2 separate regions of the Homo sapiens genome follow, and region 1 is linked to region 2. The links are chromatin contacts, found by Hi-C or POLR2A ChIA-PET in ENCODE. All regions are on one chromosome and are shown on one strand. The core of a region is the stretch at or near the end of the contact, and the rest is flanking DNA. Distances in the headings are between cores, read along the strand shown.

Region 1 (4,381 bases), core at 1,404-3,903, 270 kb before region 2:
TGAATGTGCTTAATGCCACTGAATTGTACACTTCAAAATGGTTAAAATGATACATCATATGTCACACATATTTTATCATAATTTTTTAAAAAAGAAGTTTACTGGTGAAGAGGAAATGTGACCCAAAGTTTAGGCACCCCTCTCCTAGAGTATGGTTGAGGGGAGGGGACGGGGTAGTCAGAGTTTGTCAGCTGGAAGCCAAGGTCTTGTGTCAGCAAATTCAGGGAGGGTCTAGAGTGAGCAAATCTTGTGTAAGGATCCCAGGGGATCCTGAAAGGAGTAAGACATGCTCCCTGCTCTCAAAAAAAATGTATAAATTACTCTCAAGTCATAAACACCAAGAGGTACTACAGTATGTACAAGGGAGACATTGATTCAGGAGAAGGAGACATTGACTCAGTCTGGGGCCATCCATGAAGACTTCTCAGAAGAGAAGGTAGTTGTGGATCTGGCAGGTAGGTAAGAAAGAAGTGAGGAACTTCCCAGGAAAAGTACAGGGTTGGGAGAGTGGAGGGAGCGTTTCAGAGTGGGGAAGAGGTTAATATGGGTGGGGCACAGAGTATGCATGGACCCAGAGGGGAAGGTCATGGGAGAGACGCACAAAGGAAATTAGAGTCAGATGTAGAGCTTTGCAGGTGGATCTGAGGAAGTTGGGACATGATCTCCAGGCAGTGGGGAGTCAAGGCATCTTCTAAGCCTGTGTTTGAGAACAGTCAGTGCAGTAAAAGACTGAAGAACGAGAGACTGAGGACAGGGAGATGAGCTGTGGCATCGTCTCTGCAGAGGCCAAGGAACACCGCTCGCCCCAGAGCAATGGCCGTGGGAAGGGTGAACCTCCAAACATATTGAGCTTGGCATTTGCCAGGATTCTGGTTTGCCTAGAATAGAAACGGATTCAAATTAGATTAGCAAATTAGCAGAATGTTCTGGATCATATCATTGAGAGTTCTAGGGCAATCTCGGACATGGCTGGATCCACGGTCTCATCCCCTTGTCTCTCAGCTGTCCTTGGCATTAGATGTATTCTCAGGTGACCTCTCCTGTGTGGTGGCACTGTGGCACCTGCAGTTCCCAGCCTCTCCTTTCAGCAACGCTTGCAGCAGGAACTCCCCCAACAGTTCCAACAGAAGTCACCGAACTGAATGTATTGGCCTGGTCTGAGTCACGTGCTCATTCCTCAATTACAACCCAGAGCTGGGAGCATGGGATATTCTGTGGGGCCAGTCCAGTGTCATAGCTCCAATCCCACAGTGGGGTCAACCACCCCCATCCCAAGCACAAGTATGATGGATGTGCTGCTGTCGCCAGAAGAAGGGGGACTGGGGACCGCATGGGCGAAAATGCAGCTGCCCCCCAAAGCACTGACTGTGCTGAGTCATGTACGCATCTCATGCCATCCTCTCAACCATTCTGACGGAGAAACCGTTAGCTCCCACCGCACAGGGAGAAACCAAGGTGTAGACTAACTCATTCTCCCTCCTCACTCCTCCATCACTTTCTGTGTCCTGCGCTTCTGGAATCTCTTAGGGAGGCAAAGCGAAGCCACTAAGAGGCAGTACGAGCATCACAGCTAAGAACCTGAGAACTAAAGGACATGATCACAAAGATCAAATCACGATTCTCTAGGCAGAGAGATTCCCAAACTGCATTTAAATCAGGAACCCCATGCAGTGGTTACAGACTCTGGCCATTTAATTGTTAGATGGGAGGCCAGCCTCCATGAGGCAGGGGAGAGGCTTGTTCCTTGCCTCACTCCTGTCCATGAATAAGGCAGCTGAGAGTCGTGGTCGATCAGTGGGTAGGAGAATGCAGGGTGTGAATCTCTAGGCATGGGAGTGTAACCTGGGCAAAGGTGGCCATTCCAGAGCATTCATTGCAGACAAACTTAGTAAAGACCGCAGCACTCTTAGGAAGGCGCTGAATAAGAGGATGAAGGGGCATTTGTCAGTCAGGGAAGAGGGCGTAAATGGTGTTTCCTGCGTAGAGTACAGGATGTGCAAAAGCACTGAGGTAGGCCTAGAGTGACAAGTCTTCATGATGATGAAATTCCCTGAGATCCCCAAATAATTTTGTCAGAGAAAGACAAGCCACTGTGGAAATGACTCCCTTTGGCATCAGCAGCAGACCAGAGGCTCAGGGTTCCTCAGGTGACCTGCTTCCCCAGTCGTCATTGTTAGGAATTAAATCCCAACTCAGTGATAGAGAGCCACCCAGGCCACTTCTGCAAGGGACCATTTCTGCCCTTCCAAGCCATTTGCAGGGTTAAAGTTCTTGGACCTGGTAACAGCAAGTGGCAGGCATGAATTAGCATTTCCTGTTTGGGAGGCAGTGCACGTGACACACAGGAGAGGGGAACCGGGCAGGAGCCAACGGAACCAGGAGAGCTTAACGGTGGCCCAGATTCTACTTGGGGTCTGACAAAGGCACTCTGGGTGAATGGGGACATTTTAGAAATGCTGACATTCCCAGGGGACTGGCCCAGTCCAGGGTGGAAAGCAATTTTAGATGCTCTGGCTACTATTTTTGGAGCCTGAATCACATTAATTCACTGCTGCTCCAAATGGTGCACAGCCAGGGAGATCTTCAGGGAGCCCAGGGGCTGTTTCCCAGCCCAGCACTGGTGCAGCCTGCCCAGAATCTGCAGGGCGGTGCCCATTCCTTCCTGCTCCGGGTCACTCTGCGTTTCCTATTCGTGTGCCAGTGCACGGCGTCCAAAGCCCCCAACATCTTCTCCAAAGAGAATCCTTCATATGAGGGGATGAACCCCCATCTTAGGATGTGACTTGGGGCTATTTCAGGAATATTGTGTAGCTTGGACTCTCGCTAAATCTGGAGTTAGGAGAAGAGGGACCCGGGCAAGAGATATCCAGAAACGTCCCTTGCCTTCCCTCCTCAGAGTTGGCTGAATCTGAGTCAGGCAGGGAGCCGACACCGTGCAGGAAGCAGTCACTTTTCTGTTGAGCTTCAATTCCCTTTCATGTGCCTGTCAGCAGCAGAGAAGCCACAAGACAGGGGAAGGGGCAACATGTGATGCCTTCATTGGGCCAGGTCGCCAGGTCTGGATGGGATGGAAGGAGGGTGGAACAAAATGTGTTCTGGGAAGTTTCCAGCTGAAAGCCCAGAGGAGTGGTGCTGGTGTGGCTGTAATAGGTCACATTCCTCTCTGTTTCCAAAGCCAGTCCCTCCCGATGAGGGGGAAAGAGTACTGGGAAGCTCTGGAGTGAGGGATGAATCCTGTCCTTCAGCCTCATTTTATAGAGACTTCAGGGTGAGAACTGAAAGGTGTCACCCCCATTTGTGCCCATACTTGTAAAAACCCGTTTATTTGAATGTCTTTGCTAGCAGAACTCTAAATGCCTCAGATGAGGAATGGCGCTCCCTACAAAAATGAGTCTACCTTTGGGACATTTGTGCATGTGGAGTGTGGTGTGGGGTGTATGTTGCATCTGTGCACTTCTGGAGCATCTTGAATTACTGCATCCCAGCTCTCGCTCTCTGTGCTTGCTTGCAAATTGCCTGCTTACTGCTATGTCTCTTACCTCTGAGCTCAGTGCCCTGGTCTACCTGGTTTACTACTGCACAGAGCTTGGCACTTGGTAGGCGCTCTGTAAATATTTGTTAAATGGAAGAACAGATGAGTAATCTGCACATTCATCCCAGTGAGTCTGTCTTTCTTTTGGGGTGTAGTCTTGTCTCCATGTCTCTGTCTGTCTCTCTGAGCCCGTGTCCCTGTCCCTTCATCTCTATTTCTCTTAGTCTTCTTATTGTTGCCTCCTCCTTCATTTCTCCTCACACGAGCCCATCCTAGACACATAATCTATCTCTTTCCCTCAACCTGTTTTCTTACATTATGTATCCTCAGCAATTTCAGAGATGGAAGGCACGTTATAAATCATCGAGCTTAATTTCTAATGTTTATGTTTGAGGAAGCTATGCCCAGAGAGGTCACAAGGCACTAAGGACCAAAGCTAGCTTCCTTCTCTTTTTTTTTTAATGGAAGTTAGAAAAAATTTTAAACAGCTTTGTTAAAATATAATCCACACGCCATATGACTCACCTACTTAAAGTGTACAATTCAGTGGATTTTAGTATATTCAGAGAGTTGTGCAGCCATCATGGCTAACTAATTCCAGAATATTTTTATCATCCAAAAAGAAACCCCACACTTATTAACAGCCACGTCCCATTTCCCCATCCTCTCAGCCCTAAGCAACCATTAATTTACCTTCCATCTCTATAGCTTTCTCTATTATGGGCATTTTATATAAATAAAATAATACGTATGGTTTTTTGTGACTGGCTTCTTTCACTTACCATAATATTTTCAAGTTCATCCTTTCATTCATTTTAAGTTTCATACTTTAGCATGAAACTTAAAACT
Region 2 (4,221 bases), core at 498-2,997:
ACTTTATGAGGAAGATGAGCTAAGAATTGTCTACATTTTTTAGGCCGGGCGCAGTGGCTCCCAGCCTAAAAACCCCGTCTCTACTAAAAATACAAAAATTAGCCAGGTGTGGTGGTGTGTGCCTGTAATCCCAACTACTCAGGAGGCTGAGGCAGGAGAATTGCTTGAACCTGGGAGGCAGAGGTTGCAGTGAGCTGAAATCATGTCACTGTGCTCCAGCCTGGGCAACAGAGCAAAACTCTGTCTCAAAAAAAAAAAAAAATTGTCTTTACATTTTTAATGGTTGAGAAAAAAATCTAAAGAAGAATATTTTGTGACACATGAAAATTACATGAATTCCAATTTTGCCACCCATAAATTAAGTTTTCTTGGAACATGACCACATTTATTCATTTACCCATTGTCCTTGGCTGCTTTTCCACTGCAATGGCAGAGTCGAGTAGTTGTGACAGACACCATATGATCCTACGAACCTCAGACATTTACTATCTAGCCCTTTACAGAATAGTTCGCCAACACTTGCTCTAGACCAAAGCCCAGAAAGGGAATTTAAGACCCATCTGGCTGACCACTCTCAACTTCTCTTCCCATCCCGCTCCATTTCTCCTTGCACTGCCCCCGCCACTGCCCTCCACTCTCCACCATCTCCTGTCCTCCCTCCTTCTTCCTCCCACAATTCCCTGGGACCAAGAAATGGGTGCTTATTTGCTTCCTTTATGTCAGATCCTCCCCCTTTCTACTCTAGCCTCATGAGAAAGCCTTAGGGACAGGCACAGGTACCTTCCCTAGGCCAGAGCTTCCCCGTGGAAGTGCTTCAGATGGGCCACAGGCATGCAGCACAATGGTGATGCCCTCGGTCCTCAGGTGAGAGGGCAGCCAAAGTGCACAGGCTGGGTACCTCTAAGGAGAACCTCACCTACAGCTCCTTGGAGGGCAGCCAAGAGTGGGCCCCATCAAACAGCAAGGACAGTGATCTCATCCCAAGCGGCGAGGACACGTCCTTTGGCAGCTTGCTGCATAGTGTGCCACTCCCACATGGACAGAGCCAGAAACCCACTGGAGGAGTGTGTGTCCCTTGCGTCGGGTGAGCACAGAGCACAGACCAAGAGGGATGGGGCCGGGGGCAAGGAGAGCAGGAGGGAGCTTCTGGCAGCCACAGTAGAAATGGCAGCCCTGAATCTGTCTTCACGCCTATGTACAGAAACCATAAAATTCATTGTCCAAAATAGTATACTTTCTTTTTTTAAATCGACTTTAATGAGGTATAATTTACATATAATGAAATGCATCTATTTTAACTATATAGTACTATGAGTTTCTGCAAATGTATACATGGGTGATCCACCAGTGTCACCACTACCATGATCAAGATACACAATGTTGTCATTACCCCCCAAATGCCCCATATGCCCCACTGCAGTCACTCACCCCCACCACTGCCTGAGACAACTACTCATCTGTCTTCCATCACTACAAATTAGTTTTGCCTATTCTAGAATTTCAAATAAATGGAATCATACAGCATGTACTTTTTTGTGTCTGGCTTCTTTCATTCTGGGCAATGTTTCGAGATTCATCCACACTGTGTATGAACACCAAACTGGCACGCTTCTTGTTTGTTTTTTAGCAAAGGGAAGTGCTCTGGATAGTCATGTCATGTCAGAAGAATGAATCAGAGCCCTTCAGGACAAATCAGGACAACAGTCACTCGATGTATATGGGCTGTTCCTGTCTTTCTCAGTAGATGAGCCTCTTTAGTCACCTCCACACTGCCTGCAGGATATCTGATGTAAAATTGCATGTGTATTCTGCAGATTAGGGCTTCACCATTACCTAAGTGCACTAGAATCCAAAAGGTTTGAAGGGTGCTAAATCCAATGCTCATCCCAAAAAATTTCAATACCACATTTGTTGTTTGAAAAAAGAAAATGCCGTTATAGTCTCTATATGATTTCAACTGGTATATATTTTTTAACAGGTGCAAAATTGTTTTTAACTTTTTATCACCAATCTGTACAAACAAATTTCCTGTTAATGATGATTATGGGTACAATGTACACTATTCAAGTGATAGTTACAGGAAAAGCCCAGACTTCACCACTTTGCAATATATCCATGTAACAAAATGGCACTTGTACCCACTAAATCTATAAACATTTAAAAATTAGAAACAAATGAAATTTGAAAAAAGAATGAAGAAACCCTTAAAAATCTTGATCAGAAATTCCATGTAGCCATTTCAAGCCTAAAACTACATAAAAAAGACATGTTAATTTGAAGCAAGCTCATGTTTAACAATAAAATATTTAAATGATTTTCTTTAGAATATTATATAAATTCAACATTTAATATTTTGTTTTGTATATTATTGTAATAATATAACATGAAGAAAATGTGAATTTTTTTCACTAGCTCCCATGTAGGCATTCCCAAATCCCCTTTAGCTGACCCCAGTGTGCCACACGCATATTCTCACTTTCTAAGCGTGTTGTGAACAGGGAAGCATTAGTCAGCACTGCCCCCACACTATGGGAGAAGCCAGTACCCTGGGCTAGGACGCATGTTTCTTGCTAAAGAGACCTCTCCTGCCCTCTAGTGATAATTTTTGTAGCTGGATCTCAGAGGGAAAACAGTGATGTAATGAGTAATTAAATATATCTGTTTTATATTTGCAAAATTGCCATCCCTGTCACATGCATTATAGCTATCTTGGGTCCTGACAGATAAAAACTTTCACAAGCATCCCTCTGTTGCTCCCTGGTGCCTGGGAGGTCGAGCCTGTGGCTTCTCTTCCATGATTCCACCTCTCCTCTCTGCCCTCATCTTCTCCACCCCTGTGGCACGGCAAAGTCTCCACCATCCCCAGCCAGTGACACCACCCTTGCCATCACCTAGGACCAGTGGCCACTGAACCCCCTTCCCACCCTTACCAGATGCAAGGACTGTAGTGGTGGAGAGGGGAGCATGGGCCTGGGAAGCAAACACCTAATTGTTCATTGTACAACAATTTGTTATCAACCGACAAACTCCAGGCATTCAGAAAATTTGGGATTCCCTTGGCACACAGAGGGAAAGGGGGGCAGCTGTACCATAAACGCTTCCCATACCCCTTGTCTCTGTAGAAACCCAGCCTTTTATCCCCAAGCAGCAGCACTTAGCAAGTGGTCACACAAGAGGGAAGGTAAAATCACCACCCATCAACTAAAGGATGAAGTATCTGTTTGAGTTATCAGTATACAGTCACAGAAGTGAAAGATACATGCATGAAAATTAGAACATATCAAAGTTGAGGATCACCTATGCAAACAACAAAAAAGTCGTTGAGAACAGCTGAATTTTCATCTGAAATGAGAACTATAGAATATTTACTATTGAGGTAATTTCTGTTCTATTGAGTAGAAATCCAGCAAACAACAATCTATTTTTTTTTTTTTTTTTTTTTTTTTGAGATGGAGTTTCACTCTTTTCACCCTGGCTAGAATGCAATGGTGAGATCTTGGCTCACTGCAACCTCCACCTTCCAGGTTCAAGCGATTCTCCTGCCTCAGCCTCCCAAGTAGCTGGGATTACAGGTGCCCACCACCATGCCCAATTAATTTTTGTATTTTTTGTAGAGACAAGGTTTCACCATTTTGGTCAGGCTGGTCTCGAACTCCTGACCTCAAGTGATCCACCCGCCTTGGCCTCCCAAAGTGCTGAGATTACAGGCATGAGCCACCAAGCCCGGCCACTAACTACAATTCTATATATAGTTGGCCCTCCATCTCCAAGAGTTCCATAGCCATGGATGCAACCAAGTGTGGATGGAAAATATTCGAAAAAAAAAGTGGCATCCATCCTAAACATATAAAGACTTTTATTCTCTTCATTACTGCCAAGAAATAGAGTATAACAACTATTTACATAGTATTTACATTTTATTAGGTATTATCAGTACAGTTAAGCATCCATTAACAATGGGGATATGGTCTGAGAGATGTGTCTTTAGGTGATTTGGTTGTGCAAACACCACAGAGTGTACTCACATAAACCTAGATTGTATAGCCTACCACATACCTAGGCTATATGGGATAGCCTGTCGCTCCTGGGCTACAAACCTCTACAGCATGTTCTATACTGAATATTGTAGGCAACTGTAACACAATAGTAAGGATTTGTGTATTTAAACATATGTAAACAAAGAAAAGATACAGTAAAAATACAGTATAAAAGACTAAAAAA

The links. Hi-C counts contacts between places; a loop is a spot of excess contacts on that map. ChIA-PET counts read pairs that join two places held with the same protein, here RNA polymerase II (POLR2A).
Region 1: a loop to region 2 is called in a map of CD14-positive monocyte, with 2.1 times the contacts of the local background. The contact joins two enhancer-like sites. A Hi-C loop is called at or near these places in 5 of 168 maps with a recorded cell type or tissue (CD14-positive monocyte, lower leg skin, psoas muscle and 2 more). POLR2A ChIA-PET finds 5 or more read pairs at or near these places in 3 of 52 experiments (Caco-2, OCI-LY7 and activated CD4-positive, alpha-beta T cell).

What each region holds. Positions count from the first base shown.
Region 1 is chr11:10,673,311-10,677,691 of GRCh38, reverse strand. The region is part of intron 1 of IRAG1 (inositol 1,4,5-triphosphate receptor associated 1); the gene reads left to right. Among named protein-coding and RNA genes, the nearest start is that of IRAG1, 18 kb to the left of the region's middle. RefSeq lists enhancers at 1,255-1,756, 2,531-3,118. Within about 2 kb of position 2,653, at least 14 of the 41 ENCODE cell types and tissues checked have a DNase peak (open chromatin) inside an H3K27ac peak, as active enhancers do; they include psoas muscle, where a contact is called at or near this core.
Region 2 is chr11:10,404,682-10,408,902 of GRCh38, reverse strand. The region is part of intron 2 of CAND1.11 (a long non-coding RNA gene); the gene reads right to left. Among named protein-coding and RNA genes, the nearest start is that of AMPD3, 48 kb to the left of the region's middle. RefSeq lists an enhancer at 1-86. Within about 2 kb of position 1,747, at least 6 of the 41 ENCODE cell types and tissues checked have a DNase peak (open chromatin) inside an H3K27ac peak, as active enhancers do; they include psoas muscle, where a contact is called at or near this core.